2 separate regions of the Homo sapiens genome follow, and region 1 is linked to region 2. A link is a loop called in an ENCODE intact Hi-C map of the cell type or tissue named here. Cell type or tissue: Caco-2. All regions are shown on one strand. Each heading gives the region's core, and the rest is flanking DNA. Links, peaks and the distances in the headings are about the cores only.

Region 1 (10,280 bases), core at 740-8,739, 95 kb after region 2:
GCCATTGCACTCCAGCCTGGGCAACGAGAGTGAAACTCCATCTCAAAAATACAAATAGAAACAATAAAATGCATCCCAACTTCAGAGGTGATAAAAATATAAATTAAGGTGTTTATGAAGTAATTCAGTATAATTTTTATGCTGCATGAGAATTTTTCTCAAAACAACCAAAAGTATAAGGAAAAAGAATCACGAAAAAGAGAAAGAAACAAACATGGAAAGATGTTATAAGAATGAACACACACAGGAGAAACAAAACTGCAACTTCTGAAATTTCCCTCCTGATTTTAAAACTGGCAGGGCAACTCTTAAAAAGTCCCAGTAAATATATGTTTGGTCATATTTTTCAGTTTGGTTCTATTTAACAAAGTCAGCTACCTTTTTTTTGGTTGTTTGTTTTTAATAGAGCTTTCTTCTCTGGTTAAGAAGCACAAGGAGACACATTATAAAGCTTCAAAATATTACGTATTTTAATACAAATTTTATTTCATATTTTCTAAAATTTCCCACAAATCACTAAGCATAATTTTCAAAAGTTTTTTTCACTACTTGTCAAAATCTTTTCAGCCTAAAATATTCCTATAAACTATTAAAAATAAGTCATTTTCCCAAATCATTTTCATTTTTATGTATATCCTAAATGGTATCAAAAAGACCCACACACTATTTCTACATTTCCTTGATTCAATCACACCTCCTTTATTCCCCCAACTTCTCTAACCCACAAATATCTGCCACAGTCCTAAATTTTATGGTACCTAAAGTCAGTATATTCCTTATACGCCATTTAATTTTCCCATTCCATGTCTCTCATCTAGATCCTGTCTTCACAATGCATTTGCCTTTATAGGTATTTATTATTTCCCACAGTTCTCAAAAGAGTGCACACAGTAGACAAAAGTTTATTGACTGAATACAATTCCTGAAAACATATGTATAAAAGGTAGTAAATAAAAAAGAGCCTTCATAAAAGCACATTGATTTTTACGCCCTGTTTGGTTTGCTGCTGTATTTCCAAACTGAGAACAGAGCCTGGCACACAGTAGGCACTCAATAATTGTTGAATGAAGAAACTGAAAGTTTCTTTAAATGCAGGAAGCTCTGAGGCAAGTCATTCTCTTAGAATACTGTGAAGGTGAATTCAGGAATGTAGCTTCCCCCTTTTCTTCTATATTTACAAACTGTTAACACATACTACACTAATTTAAGCTTGTCCAGTACTGGCGATCCTATTAACTAAAATAATCAAGCCATAAACAACAAGAAAAATCAACTGTTAACATTTTGCCTAGTGATCAAATTTCCTTGTTTGGGACTTCCAACTTGTTTTTAGTGACATGCTTTCTGAGCTGATCATGAATGTGGCACGAATCTCAGGCTCATCAGCAAGCCACCAGAGCATGTGGACAGTTCAGCTGATACAGTCCTAAGTTCCTCAGTAAAATGCTTCAACACAGCAATGATGATGTTTCAGGCATCTGCCGTTCCCATATGCAATCCTGGTTTAACCAACACTTTTAGAAATGACCTCAAATGTAATCCTGTAGCGTTGAGCACATTTTAGAGGCAGTGACCAGGGTGGGATTAGAACCTACAAAGAATGTTTCTATTCATGACTTATAGAGAAATGTCTCCCAAGTCTTCATGCTCAATCCCATCCCCAACTGCCTCACATTTTTTTCATCTTAAAATGTTGAGAAAGAGATCAGGGGAGAAATAGAAGCTAAATAATGGCCATGGCACATTTTCAGCATCTATCTAAGACTTGATCCAACTTTTACCTGTCACTTGCCTCCACTTTAAACTGCTGCAGTTATTTAAGCCTATTTACAATGTAAAAGAAGCAAGCAGCCACTAATTCATTTTAAGAAATGTCCCTTTGTCTAAAAAGTCTATGATTTAAAAGGGCTAGCCATTTTTATTGTCCCGTGAATTTCCAATTCATTAAGTTTTACTGCATAGCTATTAAAATCAATAGAACACACACTTTGAAGGTCAATAATTTAGAATAGATATTAAATAGTCTTAATATGTCCCTTTAGAATCACCTTTCTTTCGCCTCACTTTCCTGATATACTCTAAATACAACTAAAAATGATGTCTAGAAAGCAAGGAACTTCATTTTAAAATAACTTGCCTTTTTAAAAAAGATTATACATTGATATAGACCCTTCAGTGAAGTAAGTATGCAAAGTAGACATTCCACTCTGTGTAAGCAGGCACTGTAAGACTAAGTGTCTGGCAAACAGATGACTAAATCATTGGCAGAAAAAAAACAGAACTCAGGTCACAAAATAAGGAATTTAAAGTTCCAAGCAGGCCACTCACACTGATTTAAAAAAAAAAAAAAAAACCCTAGAGAACTGGTCAGCATTTACTTAATAAACAGCCAGGGTGATAAGCATACCTCAGGGTGATACAGATGAATTTTGATCTGAAACTTGACATGTATCTCCAAGGAACTGTATCACCAGGTGTTCTAAAATTTTTTTCCCAAGTCTACTATTAATGACCATGTTGACCAGATTCTTACTAACTAGCCATAAAAGCGTACTCAATGCCTGTTTCTGTCTTGCCTTCAAAGCTTGCAGTCATGTTCACATACAAAGGAACAGTAAAGGTAAAATGACCCAACCTCCTTCTCCTGTTGGTGACCACAAGGCAGCCTCTCTATTCCAAGGAGGTAATCTAAGCTTGCACAGATGGCCTAGCTCTCTGCTAATGCAGGGGTGCTGGGTTTGTTTTCAGGGTGGGTGCTGCAAAGCGCCAGGTATATTTATAGAAGGGAGCAAGACTACTATGGAGGGATGATGACAGAAGAGGAAGTTTCTTCCGCCCGGTAGAGACAGCCTGTGGAAAGATCTGGATTCCACAGCCTAGGTTCCACTCCTGACTCGTCAACTACCAGCTATGTAAACTTACTAAAACCTTTTTGGTCTGTTACCTTATGTATAAAATGCAGATAATGCCCCATTCCCTCAGAAGGTTGTCAGAATGATGAACGAGCATTGTGTATGTAAAACCTGGGACGTGATAGGCATTCAATAAATGTCGATCTGTCCTGCCCATCCTCCTGTTCACCCAGAATTGCGCCTCAAAAAATCACAAAGAGAGCCTGCAGCGTTAAAACTAAGAGGCCCAAGCTGGTTGGCAGGGAAAGAAACGACTTGGGTGGGGGCTCGCTTATTTCCTGGAGGACTTGGTTTAAAATGGAGTTAGGATATTGATCATGGACAAGACACACAGAAAAAGCACCAAGTACTAGCAAAACTGACAACAACAAAAACAAAAAGACATCCCTTTACTGTGAGCACGAAACAAACTTCGGAAGCAGCGGACATCCTGTGAACCTACTCAGTGGCCTCAATTAAAATCCCGAGGGTACCAAGAGCTAACCCAGAGGCACACCAGCCATATGCCGCCTCGTCAGTTTCAGGCCACGCCATTCCGCAAAACTGTCCGCAAGCCCTGACGGCTCTCGCGCCTCCACGCCTGGCCCAGATGCGTCTGGATGTCAGGAGCGAGCGGCAGAAGGGTACGGGGTGGGAAAGCGGAGAGGTCCGGTTGAATGTTTGAAAAACAAGGCGGTGGGTGAGGGGGCGGGGTGGAGCAATGTGGCAGAGACGCGGCCAGCGAGCCTGAGAGACCGCGGCTTCACAATGAACGAAAGGAAGAGACTGCGACAAGCGCCGGCGCCCGGTCCCCGGCGGGGACGGATGGTGAGGCCGGGGGCGCGCAGACGTGGGAAGCCGGGAAGGGGGCGCGGGATGCAACGAGTGAGTCGCTGACCAGGCAGGGAAGCCAAAGAGCTCCCAAGCAGGTGCAAAGCCCCCAAGCGAGCAGGAACGGACTGGGGATACTCACGGTGTAAAGCAGGTTGAGGGCGCACAGGCAGTTCTTGGAACACGCGAAGCCCCCGCAAACCATCTTGGAACCTGTGGTTGCCGGCAGCTGCACGTAAATTCGACTCCGGCGGAGGTTCCCTGACAGCTGCTTTGTCCTTGCCTTTGGGGCCTGGCCCAGGCGGGGCAGCAACGCAGACGTGGGTGGGGGGCCGGGGCCTGGGGCTGCAGTGCGCGGCGCGCGCGCGGCGGCGGCTCGGACCCGCTTTGGAACCTGCGGCCGCCGCAGCTGAGCCGGAGCAGGAGCCCGAGCCCCGCCCAGCCCCTTCGTCTCGCCCCGCGCGCTGATTGGCCGCTGGCAGGGAACAAAGGTAGAAATATGCAAATAAATGCGCTCCGCCGACCGGGATCCGGGAGGGGCGGAGCGGTCCCGGGGCGAGGGGGAGAGGGCCAAGGCCGTGTGGGAGGGAGCCCCAGGCCAGAGCGGCGGCCTTGGTGTAGTTTCCCCAGGAGCAGGTGAGGAGGGAGGGCGGGGCTCGGAGGAGATCCACGCTGGCAAGGAGAAATATGACAGCACCTCTGGATTCTTGGCCCTGGCAGATGACGTGGCACCATTTTGAATGAGATTTCAAAACTAAGCACCTGGCCTTGTTTGAGGGAAGGAAGGCAGGAAGCAAGTAATGAATGAAAACATGTGAAAGATTTAAAAGAGAACGAAGTAGAGGCAAATGAAAGGGAGAAAATAAGTGAAACAATAAAAAATAAAATAAAATCCCTGCTTCTCTCAGAAAATAAGATATGTGCCCTATAATTGTGACCTGGACAGGTCAGACTTATCCTACAAAGATTTGCAAAATACTAATAAACTTTATGAATACATGCATGCAAAGGAAAATCAAGAGCGGGAGAAGGTGGGGATGGTTAATAGGTCCAAAAAAATAGAAAGAATGAATAAGACCTACTATTTGATAGCACAATAAAGTGACAATCGTTAATAAGAACTTAATTGTGTATTTTAAAATAACTTAAAGAATGTAATTGGATTGTTTGTAACTCAAAGGATAAATGTTTCAGAGGATGGATACCCTATTCTCCGTGATGTGCTTATTTCACATTGCATGCCTGTATCAAAACATCTCATGTACCCCGTAAATATATACATCTGCTACGTGTCAACAAAAGTTTTTTAAAAAATTTTAAAAAGAAAATCAAGAGAGATTATTTTTGTGTTCTGGTCGTGAATTTCAATAAACTTATTTTTTCACAAAAATAACTGAAAATCTTCAAATAACTCAGACTTCACCTCAATTAATTCATTATCAGTTTACTGCTTCTCTACTATAGAAATGCATCTTGTATCCTTAATTCCTCACCTATAAATTGAGATTTTAGAAGTATGTCAAGCACTTTTTGCATAGTGGCTGGCACAGGGGAAGGCCTCAATAAATGTCAGCTAGTATTCATAGATCTGACATTTTGTAAAGGCCTACTGTGTTCCAGGCACTAAGCGAAGGCAATAAAGGTTTATTTACTTCATAGTAGTTTCTACCAAAGAAAAAGGTTTTATAAAGAGATTTGCAAGTTTACAATACTATATCTAACCTAAAGGTTCATACGGAGTAAATTATGTAATTGCAAATGCTAAATTGTATTAAATTAAATTAAACATTGCAGCTGATTAAAATAATTCGTCTTCTTAGAATTCTCTGCTCCCTCTTCCAGCCTCTCCTTCCCTCCCCTGACCCCACCATACCAACAAGACCTCATTAATTTGTTAGGCTTTCTATTCCACATTAACCTTTTATATACAGCTAGAAATATTTCAAAAACTAACCTGGAAAATGATCCTCAAACACAAACAATGCTTTGATGATGCTCAACTTTCCTTTTTAATAGCCAGAGGTTTACAAAAGATGAGGCATTGGCAGGGAAATCTATTCATTCTCTTCCCATTCCTGGGTGTCACCAACATTAGTACCACTTCAACTATCACTCAACCAACTATTGCAACTCTCTCTTTGGCTTCTGCATAATATCTTCACTATCTCCCTATAGGCTGAATCACTTTGTTTTCCCAGAGAAGTACCACCTATCAGTCAGGGTCCCAGCAAAAAGGAGATGACTCGTTCAAATAGCATAACTGAGAAGAATTTCAAAAAGGGACTATTTTCAAAAGTGTGGACAAAGTTAAAGGAAACCGGCTGGGTGCGGTGGCTCACACCTGTAATCCCAGCACTTTGGGAGGCCGAGGGTAGTGGATCACCTGAGGTCAGGAGTTTGAGACCAGACTGACCAACATGGTGAAACCCCGTCTCTACTAAAACTACAAAAATTAGCCAGGCGTGGTAGCGGGCACCTGTAATCCCAGCTACTTGGGAGGCTGAGGCAGGAGAATCACTTGAACCCAGGAGGTGGAGGTTGCAGTGAGCCAAGATCGCGCCACTGCTCTCCAGCCTGGGTGACAGAGTGAAATTCTGTCTCAAAAAGAAAAGGAAACCAACAAAGCATGATGAGGCAGCTCAGAGATAGTAAGAGCAGGAAGTTCTAATTACCCCTAAGACTAAGGGGGTGATTTAAGGGAACAGTTACAGAAGCCAGGCAAGAGCTATAGTTGTAGGAGAGTTGTCTGATAGGAGATACGGCTTTTGATAGAGGAAACAAAACAATGTCTGAAAATAGGAAAACAAATGGACATGTTGCAATTTCTCCTGATTTGGATATAGAAATTTTCAAAAGACCATTTGTTCCCACCCTAATAAGAACAAGCAGTCTGGACAACATAGTGAGACCCCATCTCTACTAAAAATTGAAAATATTAGCTGGGTGTGGTGGTGCATACCTGTAATCCCAGCTATCCCAGCTACTCAGGAGCCTGAGGGGGAAGGATTGCTGGAGCCCAGGAGATCAAGGCTGCAGTCAGCTATGATGGCGCCACAGCACTCCAGCCTGGGTGCAGACCAAGACCCTGTCTCAAAGTAAGTAAAAACAAGCTAGATAAGCTACCAAATCATACTTACAACAAAAAACTATCGAAGAACTGAGGGGCTAAAGGCACTAGAGGAACTAAAATCCAAGAAGTGATGAGACATTATTAGAGGGGGAAAAAAACTCATAGTCACTTTCATCTCTTATAGACTGGCTGTGGAAGGGAGAAACTACCTTTGAGAGGGATAAGGAGAAACTAAATGACTATTTAACCATCTTCTACTGCCCCTACCTGGACTATGTGACAGTTTATAATCCAGAGCCCCAGCTACAGAATGACTGCAACTATTTGCCAGCTCTAACCCATGGGCTTTCTTTTAAAACAAGACATATAAGCTACAAAGGCCGTGGTCAGGCAAGATTGCTGCATTAGTTCGTTTTCATGCTGCTGATAAAGACGTACCTGAAACTGGGCAGAAAAAGAGGTTTAATTGGACTTATATTTCCACATGGCTGGGGAGGCCTCAGAATCATGGTGGGAGGCGAAAGGCACTTCTTACATAGTGGTGGCAAGAGAAAAATGAGGAAGAAGTAAAAGCAGAAACCCTTGATAAACTCATCAGATGTCATGAGACTTATTCACTATCACGAGAATAGCATGGGAAAGACCGGCCCCCATGATTCAATTACCTACCCTGGGTACCTCCCAAAACATCTGGCAATTCTGGAAGATACAATTCAAGCTGAGATTTGGGTGAGGACACAGCCAAACCATGTCAAGTGCTAATAGATATTCTTCATCTCCAACTATTTCAAGGTGTATAAGCCTTCCCCAAATGCAAGATAGTGGCTAAAAGCTGGGGTAAAGTGAGGAAAAATAAGAAAAATTCCAGCAAAGCAATCTGGTTCTTTAACTCCAGGACTAACGTAGCAGCAGAAAAGAAAACTCTCTCTATGGTACACTGAAAGAGCCCTCCAATGGCTGGAATAGGATTCCACACAGGATAGCAAGAGATCTCACAAGATACAGAAAGCCAAGGATGTGAGTGGAGAGCAAAGACTATTCCCCAGCAAACAAAAAGGTAGCAGGCTGTAAAGCACAAAGATCTCCCAAGGCTCAGATTGCTGGTGGCTAGGCTGCAAAGCACGAAGAAATCTCTATGCAGACCTCCTTTCTGTAAGAGGAAAGTCTTGATCATGCCTTCAAGAATATTTGAAGCCAATAATGAACTGAATCTATTAAACCTATAACAAACCCTAATTCAGCTTAACTATAGTTTAGATGGACTTAGGCAACCACACCAGCAGCCTGACAGAATAAGGGATGTGCCATTTTCTGGGAGTAAATATTATTTACTTCAGGCTCTATTTTTCTTCAAGTTTGCAAGGCCACATTTTGGAAGAGCATATGTGATGAGACGTACTGTGGTGTCTTTAGAAAATAAAATCTGCCATAGGCAATGTCCTTCTTTCATATTATGCCTCCATATTGTTCCTTTGATGAAAAACTGCCTTTTTTTAAGTGAAAAAAAGAATGGGACACTGGACTACAGTTCTTCTCACAGAGTTATACTGGAGACTAAGCTATGAGATTACATATATTTCTGAGTGGAAGGAGAGCTTTTATTTTATTTTATTTTATTTTTAGATGGAGTTTCACTCTTGTTGCCCAAGCTGGAGTGCAACGGCACTATCTTGGCTCACAGCAACCTCCACCTCCCGGGTTCAAGCAATTCTCCTGCCTCAGCCTCCCAAGTAGCTGGGATTACAGGTGCGTGCCACCAAACCCTGCTAATTTTTTGTATTTTTAGTAGAGACGGGGTTTCACCATGTTAGCCAGGCTGGTCTGGAACTCCTGACCTCAGGTGATCCACCCACCTCAGCCTCCCAAAGTGCTGGGATTATAGGCGTGAGACGCCGGGCCTGGCCAAGGTTTTATTTTTATACAATAAAGTTGTCTTTATCCACAAAATCAATAGAATGGATAATTGAATTGTATTTCTTAAAAACTGGCCTTCTAAACTGTTTTAATTTAAGATCTTTAAGATGTAGAGTACTCCTCCAATGATTAGAAGAGACACAAGATGGAAATAAAGGTTTTATTACTTACTGGGTACCTGCATGCCTGGAGGCCACACACAGAGATATCCAGGAGTCTGCGCAGGGGGAGAGAGGGGGGTCTGTGGGCAAGTGCCCTTATTGGTTCCGGGGGTTTCCCGTGGGGAGTTTTAATTAGTGAGTTCATAACAAGCAGGCATGACTGCCAGGAGGTCACACAGTGACTGACAGGTGGTCATTGTGGCATGTCTGCACAGTCCATGCAGGTAGTGAGGCTCAGCGGGCCAGTCAGGCAGGCTGCACTGATTAATAGCCGTCCCACTGGGAGGTGGTCACCAGGAGGAAGCTGTATAAGGTAGATGTGTGGATTGGCCACATTGAGGAACTGGGAAGGTGTAGAACTGGAAACTGAGCCCTGCTTCTGATATGAGTCCAATTTCAAAATGTATGCCGTGGCAGCATAAAATTATAAGAATATACTACAGCCAGGCACGGTGGCTCACGCCTGTAATCCCAGCACTTTGGGAGGCCAAGGCAGGTGGATCAAGAGGTCAAGAGATCAAGACCATCCTGGCCAACATGGTGAAACCCCGTCTCTACTAAAAATACAAAAAATTAGCCGGGCGTGGTGGTGGGCGCCTGTAGTCCCACCTACTCAGGAGGCTGGGGCAGGAGAATCACTTGAACCTGGGAGGTGGAGGTTGCAGTGAGCCAAGATTGCGCCACTGCACTCCAACCTGGTGACAGAGTGAGACTCTGTCTAAAAAAACAAACAAACAGCAAAATATATATATATATATGTATATATACTACATAAGCAAACTATTTTTAACAGTTTTCAATTAGGAATAACAAAGACAAACATCAATTTTTCATATACTTTCTTAGTCTCTGAATAAATCTTTAATGTGAGATGACCTTCTAACAATTTAGGAGATCGGTACGCTTCCTTCCTCCTCCTTCTCCTCCTCTTCCTCCTCTTTTCCCACTCTTCCTCCTTTCCCCCTTCTCCTCCCCTTCCTCCCCTCCTCCTCTTCTTCCTCCTCCTTCTCCTTCTTCTTCCTGCTCGTTTAATATGTTTTTGAGGCCGGGCACAGTGATTCACGCCTGTAATCACAGCACTTTGGGACGCCGAGGTGGGTGGATCACCTGAGGTCAGGAGTTCCAGACCAGCCTGGCCAACATGGTGAAACCCCGTCTCTACTAAGAATACAAAAAATTAACAGGGTGTGGTGGTGGGCACCTGTAATCCCAGCTACTTGGGAGGCTGAGGCAGGAGAATCACTTGAACCCGGGAGGTGGAGGTTGCAGTGAGCCAAGATAGTGCCACTGTAACCCAGCCTGGGCGACAAGAGCAAAACTCTTCTCAAAAAAAAAAAAGTATATATATATATATATATATATATATATACTTTTTAAAAATGTATATACGTATATATACATGTTTTTGAGTCA
Region 2 (10,280 bases), core at 1,497-9,496:
ATGTCTGGGTTTATATCCTGATCACTGTCCCTCCCCCTGTGCTCTCAGGTGATAGATGATTTGATTATTTCTTTACCTCCTGCTTTTAGCCTAATTGGTATTTTAATGAGCTTTCTTTTTACTACCTGATTGGTCAGATGTGAGCTGAGTTACAAGCCCTGTGATTAAAGGTGGGTGCAGTCACCTTCCCCAGCTAGGTTTAGGAATTCTTAGTCGGCCTAGGAAATCCAGCTAGTCCTATCTCTCACAATGACTGAAAACCCTTAGAGTATATCCTTTATTAAAGAAAGGCAGTTAACATCGATTTTAATTATGTTTTATAGCAAAATCGTAGGCAATCCTTCTTTCCCCAGCCCCGAGTTTCCACTCTGCTGCCCAACAAACCAAAGGGCAAGGTTCTGTCAGTTTTTGGTGGATCAGTGTAGCTGTGATGTTCAAACTGAGAGACTTGGGGGCCAGGAGGGGAGGGACAAGGTAGTATTGTTTTAATATCACGTACACATGCACCCTCATTTAAAAATCCCTGATCTAAATGCCCCAGTGTTCTTACTCTATAATGCTATGCAATGTTACCCATAAAAAAATTTTTAAGAAGACAGGTGATCTTTGGTGGCACTCTTAACTTTCTTTCAGACCTCTTCCCTAGTCATTCCTTGCCCTCTTAACATCACTCACTACTCAACTCCCTCCCCTCCACACTTGCTCTAGGTAAACTCTTACTTTGGGATCTTTTGCTCTCCTCAGTCTCTTTTGCTTTTCCTCAAGCCTCCTGCCCACCACCCCCCACCGCCCCAATATCTTTCAAAACCTTATCTGCCCTTTGTCTAGATTCCCCTTAGAAATCATTCATGATTAAAGTAGCAAATATCTTCTGTAAGGTATTTGCAATTAACAGTATTCCCACCTGTATTTCCATATTTAACAGTGGAAAGCTGAGGAAATCAAAACTTCAGAAGTTCCAGGCCCCAACAGTAAGTGATGAAAGAGAGTATGTGAGGCGTTCAAGTACCTCTATGATACAGTTTGGCTCTGTGTCCCACCCAAATCTCATGTGGAATTGTAATCCCCACTTGTTGAAGGAGGAGCCTTGTAGGAGGTTATTGGATTATGGGGGCTCAGATTTCCCCCATGCTGTTCTCCAGATAGTGAGCTCTCACCAGATCTGATGGTTTAAAAGTGTGTGCCACTTCCCCTTTCACTCACTGTGCCACCATGTGAAAAAAAGGTGCCTGCTTCCCCTTTGCCTTCTGGCATGATTGTCAGTTTCCTGAGGCCTCCCAGTCATGCTTCCTGATAAGCCTGTGGAACTGTGAGTCAATTAAACTTCTTTTCTTCATAAATTACCCAGTCTCAGGTAGTTCTTTATAGCAGTGTGAAAACGGACTAGTACGCTCTAAAATCACTTCTATCTACCAAAACCTGGATATTGTACCATATTGAGGTCATACTCTTCTGATTTTATTACCTGTATGGAACACTTAAGAATCTTACTAATCCTAATGACAGAACTCTGCTAGCAAAAAAAAAAAAAAAAAAAAATCGTAAGAATTTATGATAAAGACCCCAAAAGCAAATACGATAAAATTAAAAATGAGACTTAAAGATCTCTGCAAAACAAAAGAAATTATCAACAGATTTGAAAACAACCTACAGAATGGGAGAAAATATTTGTGCACTATGTGTCCAACAAAGGACTGAGATACACGATCTACAAGGAACTTAAGCAAATCAACAAGAAAAAAACAAAGGGCGGTCGCCGCTGTAACCGCTTCTACCCCGCCATGCAGGGCACGGCGACACACAGGCCCCTGCAGGAGGCAGCTGCCCACATGGGGAGCTGTGCCCACCTGAGCACGGCAGCCGCGCCTTCTGCCACCACAGACCCGACCGCCTAGGTTCCTTCGGGGCTGGGATTTGCTTTAAGATGTGCCCCAGCAGGAGGCTCTGTGGGGAGAGCCGCGGAAGCCGGTGAGGACGCTTGAGTGGAGCCCGTGCCCTCCGCAGCCGCAGACCCCACTCAGGGCGCGAGGCTGAAGCCACTGGGATTTGACGTTGGAGGTGCGCGCCCGCAAGGGTCATCTGAGGACCTTTCCCGCCCCTCAGGGCCAGCCCTGCTGCCACCTCCCCCGAAACCCCCCAGCCCCCCACGCCGCTTCCTCGTTCTCCATATCTAGGGCCTTATTCTCTCTCTGAGCAGACCCGGCAGCCTCCCTCCCATCTCCAGCTGCCTCCCGCCTCATCAGCACCCCGACTCCTCCCTCAGTGGGGGCACCAGGCTGGAGGGGAGGGATCCCCGTTCCCCGACCCCTCAGCGTGCCCCTGGATCCCCCGCAGTGGCCTAGGTGAGTGCGGCCCTTCAGCAGGATCAGCTCCGAAGTCGTCAGGGCCAGCAATGCCTGACTGTGCGCTTAGCCCTGGAAGAAGAAAACACTAACAGAAAGGAGAAGTGCCACAGCTTTTAGCCCAGATAAAGTCCTGCAAAAACTTTAACCCAGGGAAAGTCCTTCCACTAGCATCACACATGTGCAATTCTGTCATCATTTGTGTGCTCCAATAGGACTCTGCGGATTGACAGCCAGGTAGAACTCGGAAGAGGCCTGCACAGACAGGAGGAGCAGCTTTTCCTATTCAATGATCTGTTAGGTGTGGCCAAACTCAAATACAACATAACTGTAAGATACAAAATAAAATTAGATTAACTGGTATATGGACAGCAAGCTGTCTGGATGAAGTGGCAGAAGGCAACACCAATTCCATGAAATCCTTGGCTCTGGGCTGACTCACAGTGAACTTTGTGGCCACTTTCAGTTCTCCAGATCAGAAGGACAAATAGCTCTCTCTCCTTCAGAGATACATCAATCTAGAGAAAGAGAAGGACGACCCAAAGGGCATTTCCCTCAAAATCTCCACCAAGGACATTGAGAATTATGCCTATTCTAAAACTATAACAGTAATGGATTCACATACAGAAAATGAAGATATCAACATATCATTACCAATGCTAAGGATAGCTGGCCCTGAGAGAGGTTACAAGTTATGGGTCAATTCTGGCAAAGAAGAGGCTTCATGCCTACTCACGGGGCATGAAGATCTATATGGAATTAAAATGAGCCACCTTCGAGACACTGCACTGCTAACACCAGAACCAAAGGACTCTACCACCCTTTTCAACCAACAAGCACCCTTCTTCACAGACCAGCTCTTGGCCTGTGGAGGATGTGGCCAGCCCAGACTCAGGGCCTACAGTGACCTGTAGTCCCAGCTACTCAGGAGGCTGAGGAACGAGAATCGCTTGAACCCGGGAGGCGGGGTTTGCTGTGAGCCGAGATCACACCGCTGCATTCCAGCCCGGGCTGCAGAGCAAGACTCTGTCTCAAATAAATAAATAAATAAATAAATAAATATGTATTTTTTTGTACATGCAGAAACTAGAAGCTACTGCTAACTTTTAAAATTCTTTGGTTTTCAAGGCACTGATAATGTATGTGTATGAAGTCCATGCTGCCTGTTAAATAAAATGCCTTTTGCAGAATTAACCATCACACCAGAAAGAAAAAAAAAAAACTCCATTACAAAGTGGGCAAAGGACATGAACAGAACAAACACTTCTCAAAAGAAGACATACAAGCGGCCAGCAAAAATATGAAAAAATATTCAATATCACGAATCATAAGAGAGATGCAAGTCATAACCACAATGAGATACCATCTCACACCAGTCAGAATGGCTATTTTTAAAAAGTCAAAAAATAACAGATGTGGCTGAAGCTTTGGAAAAAAGGGACAGTTTATACACTGTTGGTGGGAACGCAAATGACTTCAGCTACTGTGGAAAGCAGTTTGGAGATTTCTTAAAGAACTAAAAATGGAATTACCTTGTGACCCAGCAAATCCTATTACTGGGTATATACCCATAGGAGAATAAATCTACTACCAAAAAGACATCTGCACTCATATGTTCATCACAGCACTATTCACAATAGCAAAGACATGGAATCAATCCAGGTGCTCATTAACAGTGGATTGAGTAAAGAAAATGTGGTACATACACACCATAGAATACTACACAACCATAAAAAAGAACAAATCATGTCCTTTGTAGCAACATAGATGCAACTAGAGTCTGTCATCCTGAGCAAATTTATACAGAAACAGAAAACCAAATATTGCGTGTTCTCACTTATAAGTGGGAGCTAAATATTGGGTACACATGGATTTAAAGATGGGAACAATAGATGCTGAGGACTCCAAAAGGTAAGAGAGGCAAGGATTGAAAAACTGTCTATGGGGTACTACGTTTGCTACTTGAATGATGGGATCATTAAAAGCCCAAACCTCTGCATCATGCAACGTTACCCATGTAGCAAATCTGCACATGTACCCCCTGAATCTAAAATAATAAAAAATTGCAGACTAAAGCACTATACCTCAAACGAACAGGTTTTGCTTGATTTGCTTTCATACCTAGATTCGGCAAATAACATGTAGAAATTTGTCTAAATCACCCAGGAGTCTTAGACAACCAACTTTCAAAATCTAAAATACGATAACTAGTGGATTTCTTGCCTTCATTTTGTATTAGGGTTTTCCCAAAGAATAAACTCAGAGGCAAGCCCTTCAGGGGAACGCTTGATGTGTTATGGTGAATCTGAAACTTTTGTCCTCTAAAGAGCCTTTTTTTTTTTTTTTTTTTTTAGAGACAAGGTCTCACTGTCACCCAGACTGTAGTGCAGTGGCACAATCACAGTTCACTGCAGCCTCGACCTCTCAGGCTCAAGCCATCCTCCCACCTCAGCCTCCCTAGTAGCTGGGACCACAGGTGCATAGCCCGATGCCTAGACAATTTTTTATATTTTTGTAAAGACAGGGTCTCGCTATGTTGCCCAGGCTGGTCTCAAACTCCTGGGCTCAAGTCATCCTCCCGCCCCTGCCTCCCAAAGTGCTAGGATTACAGGCATGAGCCACCATGCCCAGCCAGGAGGGCTTCTTTTAAAAGCGATAATAGCTACTTCAGAGAACAAGCCCCCACTACAAATTCATTTTCCAGATTCTATAAGCTTCCTGTTGAGTGGCAAGAACAAATATTTCAGGGAGAATTCTAAGGTATAGTATCAGTCGAATGTCTGTCAGTTTAAAATGGGGACTTACGGTCATTTAAAAGATAAACTAGCATGAGGATGGCTTGAGACCGGGGGAGCAGAGGTTGCAGTGAGCCGAGATCACGCCACTGCACTCCAGCCTGGGAGACAAAGTGAGGGTCCATCTCAAAAAATAAATTAAATAAATCAATAAAAAGTAAAAGATAAACTACTATGAGCAGAGTGTCTTTTTTTCTACCCTGCTTTCAGTACTTGCTAGGAGTAAGGTGATGAAGATCCCTTTCTTGCTCAGTTAATGTGACAGCAGTCATGCCTGCTGACATAACCGCGGAATGCCAAATGACCTATTCATTCATTTCATTCCTTGCACTAGAACATCAGAGCAGAGAATCCACAAATGCACCCACATATCCAAAGCTGATGGCATTTTGGCCTCTTTCTGCCCCCATTACTGTGAAAAGATTTCTCCAAGGGAACCTGAAAGTAATCTTTGTGGGTTGCAGCAAACGTACACACCCTTTTGGAATTTTATCAGGCAATCTTAGCACAGGGCAGCTCAAACAAAGCAGGGCCCCACAGCGTCAGTGGCCTTCACTTAAGCACTAGAGGAACACAATACCAGCCTGTAACCGTCTCCTTACAGGTGGGTGTTGGCTCATTTTAAGCAGATGGTGGATTTATGATTCTAATGTGCCGTATATTGCTCAATGGACAAATATTTGCACTGGACCAGAATAAATAAAAAAAAATTCTTCAGCTTAGCTTCCAAAGAATATCAGAAGTTTTAGGACACCTCAGCATTTGAACATTATAGGAAGTGAGTGAATAAGCCGCGACTCCTATCTTTCCTTTTTCTTCTGCTTCAAACCTGCCCTGAAAAATGAAAGAAAATGTTTGGAAGGCACAAGCATAGTGAGTTATATTCAGGAACTGCTATGTTTCTCCCATTGAGAGAACTCTTAAAAATGTACAGTATAAGCATATTTTAGCTCTAACAAAAAGATTCAAGTTAAATTTCCAACTGGAACCAGAAAATGGAGCCTATCTACTTTCCTTCCTCTAGTAATTTCTGTTGTTTCTTTCCATAGTATGACAGGGGTCATTTTTTTCCCCCAGGTGTGAATGTACTCATGAAGAAATCTGAGTAATGCTCAACAGGTTTAACAAAACATTAGTTTCACATTACACCTTTAGGGCAAGGGTATCTGCTCTGTCTCTTCTTTATGGGCTTTTTCTTTTTGTTTTTCATATACTTGTCGAAGAGCTGGATATTTTTATTTGATCTTGTTTCCCTGCAGAACTTGAAAGGGCTGCACCACTGCCGAGCTATGGGACAGATGGATTTCAACAGAGTGATGACATTATGGGAAGCACATTAACCTTCTCCAAAGCAGCAACAAAAGAAAAGCAAGATTCAATCACTGGAATGAAAAACTATTTCACAAATTCAGTGAATGTTTTAAGTCCTCTAAAATTTGGCATTTTGACTTTTGGAATTAATGAGTAGGAAAATTTATTTAAAATGAATATTCCCCCAAAAAGAGAAGCCATTTGAACCCTAAACTCTCTCATCCAACAGAGCTAGCAAATTAGATTTAAGAAGAAAGATAATTTGATTCCTCTGAGTTTCTCTACAAGGAAACATCAATCAGAGTGAAAGAAGAATACACACTTTCCAAGGAACTTCTTGCATTTCCCTCCAGGAGGAAAGTCCAGAGAAATAATTGGGTCTTTTAATCCTCCGAGAATGGTCTCCAATGGCTGGCACTAGGACCAAAAATCTCAGCAACCACGGGGAGATGGCAGTGTGGTAAGACATGGGGGAAGGTGGAATAAAAGAGAAACAAAAGAGATGGGTATCTGCAAGAGATGTGGGAAAAATATTAGGGACAAACAGACACACACGTGTATACACACACATTCATTGTTCCCCTCTCCCCTCTCTCTTCTACAAATTTGAGAGAATTAAAGGAGAAAAGGAAAGACACTTAAGAGAAATGAGGCTATGAACTATGGCATAGATCTCCATTAATGTTCTTTGAGAACTGCAAGTAAATATGGGAATATTTTCAATTCTTTTTATTGGATAGAGCCTTATAGTGCCTGAGAGTTAGTTGAATTAGAATCATTACTTTGGTAAAATGTTCTGCTTACTTTATTTATTTATTTATTTATTTATTTATTTATTTATTTTTCTCTGAAATATATGGACATATAAATGACATTCTGCTTAATTATGATTCATCATTCATGAAATATTATCTTCAAAGCATAGATATTAGAACATATCTGTCTTAAATATAAAACATGATTAAATTATTCTTTGATTATATACATATCTTTCACTCCCTACTCAAACTCTCATCAGGATTCCACAGTGTTAATACCCCTCTTGAAACAATTCCTCTTTTTGTTACTGTAACTCTCCATCCTCCATTTCCCAACTGCCTTTCTGGCCAATTTTCCCTAATCTCGTCCCAAGCTCTTCTAGTCAACCTCCAAACTTTGAAGTGCATGAGCTCTATCCCAGGCTCTCCTTAACTCTTTATCTACAATCTCTCCATGGATTACTTCATCTCATTTCATTTATTTAAAACCCAATTACATGTTGATGTCTCGCAAACCATATCTTCAGCCTTGATTTCTCCACTGAGTCACACACTCATATATAAAACTATATAATTGGCATATCCTCATCAAAGAAAAACAGTTCTTTTACACTTTAACATATCGGGAACTGAAATCCTTGTTTTCCACCCATGCCCAAACCAGCTACTCCCATTTCAGTAAATGGCATCATCTTAATTTTTTAAACCAAAACCTTCCTACAGTTTTGGGGAGGTCATCCATGATTATTTGTATTCCTCGTTTCCTAAAAACAACCCTTTAACAAGTCCTGTTGGTGCTAGTGCCAAAATATATTTTTTTCTATATGTGTTTTTCTCTATTTGCAATGTCACTAGCCTAGGTTTAATCACTACTCCCTTACATACATTACTACAATGACATCTTACCCTTTCTCCATGCTCTGGTTTTTCCCTTTGTGAGTCAATAGATACCTTTATTATTTAAACTAGAATAAACTTTTTAAAAATGGCACAAGGGCAATGCCATTCCCTGGCATAAAACCATTACTTTTCAATGGACTGTGACTCTACAGGCCAAAACAAGGAAATCCAAATCAAGTTGGCTTAAACAATGAAGGACATTTATTAACTTATATTTTAAAAATCCAGAGCTCAAAATTGTCATCAAAGTCCCGTTTTCTACTTTCTTCTACCATCCACAATGTTGAATTTCTCCCAATGACAGCTCATAAGATGTCTACAAAATGCAATCAGGACAACAAGTTGTTTTCATGTCCAAAAGGAAGGAGAAAGGGTCCTCTAGTTTTCCCTGGAAACAATGTCTTGACCATGGAGTTGAAATACGCTGATAGGCCCAAGCCAACCAGGACCCAATCATGGAAATGGAGAGCAGTCAGCTTCCTCTTGAAGTACATGACCAATGCATAAAGGAAGGTAAAACTCAAAAAGTAGGGAACATCAAATAGAGGAAAACGGAGGTTAAGGAGGCAACTAACAATATCAATGATTCCTAGCAGGTCAAATGCTTATGATCCATTTCTGTTTCCCTGCTCTTCTCTCCATCAGTTGAGTATCAATCTCTCTCTTGCTTACTTGGGATGTCAGGGACACCGGCTGCTTACTTTGTTCTATCACGCTGAGAATCTCTTTCCTACCTCAGATTATTTGCACTTGCTGCTCCTGCCTGAAACACTTTTTCCCAGGCAGCTCTTCAAACGACTAGTTCCTTTTGTTCTCTCATCTAAACTCAGAACACTGCCTCTTTGGCTTTAGTAAACCCTGGCAGTTGTACACACCAACCATCTAACCAGGTAGTCTTAGAAAGCACTACATCTCTTTGGGATTGTATCGCATGCAATATAATTACTTAAAAAGTCATTCTACCTTTAATTACTACAATTTATACATTACGAACTGAAATAGATGCTTCATTTAATCTAAAAACAGTTACTTGCTGTTTTTCCCTTCGAAACAAAAGGAAATTCTCAGAGGAGTATAGAACCAATCTCTTGAAACCTTTCTTCCTCAGCGGACCAGAAAGTCAGTTGTAAGAGCAACAGCCTGACTAAAAGAAAGAATGTAAACCAAAAGATGTGGAGCTATTGAGTCAGGGATTATGGCTACAATGGCCCCAGTAGATCAACCATTTACTACCTGGTTGGTCACTACAATGCTTTCCTTTTATAAGCACTACCTAAAAGAATCCCAACTCTTATTACAATGTGATCATTCTTTTAATGAATATCAGGACCTTGAACTGGCCCGATCCAGCACATGAAAATCACTAAACACATGAAAATCACTAAGTTAAACCTGTAGGAACATGACTGAACTCTGAAAATTGGATACGGTGGATGAAAACAAGAATCAGCAATGTTTAGCACTTTCACCACTACCAATGATGAAAAAAACTGTAAGTTGATACGAAAGCTTGCAAGGTACTCTGATATTTTGGAAAAAGCTAAATATAAGATAATCAATTTAGGAAAAAATATTACAAGAAAAATGTCAGAATAAAATGAGGTACCAGAGAACTTTGATGCAGGAGCTGCCTTTATGTACGGAAGAATAGACTAATTGGCAACACCAGCAGTTCCCCAAGTAAATTGGGCTGGGTTTGGGCTGTATCCCTGTGAAACCTAATTCTAGCAGTGACTTTGTTAAATATTGATTCCCAAGTGTCTGTATGTGAAGACAATTACCCGAGGGAAATGGGCTTTCATACATATACTTTCGAGGTAACAATGGATGCTAACACTGGCCTTATTTTAGAGCCTGCTAGATCTCTGACACTCTTTCACTATTCAGTTTAACATTGCAGCAATGACTTAGGAGGGTTCTTGAATTATTTGTCCTGTCCTTATCTATGCATGCCATTGTTGCAACAATAGTATATGTCAGATAGGTTAAAAATGTATAATATATGCATTTTACCAAAATAAGACAGCATCTATTGTAAGAAGGATCATTATTTTATATATAACACCAAAAATGACTTAAATTCGATGATGAAACATGACCAATTGTAAAAGGCATTCTCATTTCAGAGTTGGCAAAATGTTGAAAAAAATGTGCATCTGAGGATAGAAGAAATA

What was found. A loop is a pair of places that touch in the nucleus more often than their neighbours do. Peaks named below come from ENCODE experiments on the same cell type or tissue, not always from the same donor. Only the 100,000 strongest peaks of a DNase experiment are listed, where the experiment ranks them.
Region 1: a loop joins it to region 2, with 3 times the contacts of the local background. A loop is called at or near these places in 2 of 110 quality-filtered maps.

What each region holds. Positions count from the first base shown.
Region 1 is chr7:16,747,615-16,757,894 of GRCh38, reverse strand. TSPAN13 (tetraspanin 13) reads right to left here and starts at 4,140. Exons shown (of 6, transcript NM_014399.4): 1 at 3,865-4,140. The coding sequence starts at 3,927. RefSeq lists a silencer at 1,257-1,551. In Caco-2, for the core only: no CTCF peak of the experiment used is centred there; DNase peaks (open chromatin) are centred at 3,604 and 4,284; H3K4me3 peaks cover 3,138 bases.
Region 2 is chr7:16,842,934-16,853,213 of GRCh38, reverse strand. It overlaps the pseudogene LOC100287613. Among named protein-coding and RNA genes, the nearest start is that of AGR3, 34 kb to the left of the region's middle. In Caco-2, for the core only: no CTCF peak of the experiment used is centred there; DNase peaks (open chromatin) are centred at 5,683 and 6,413.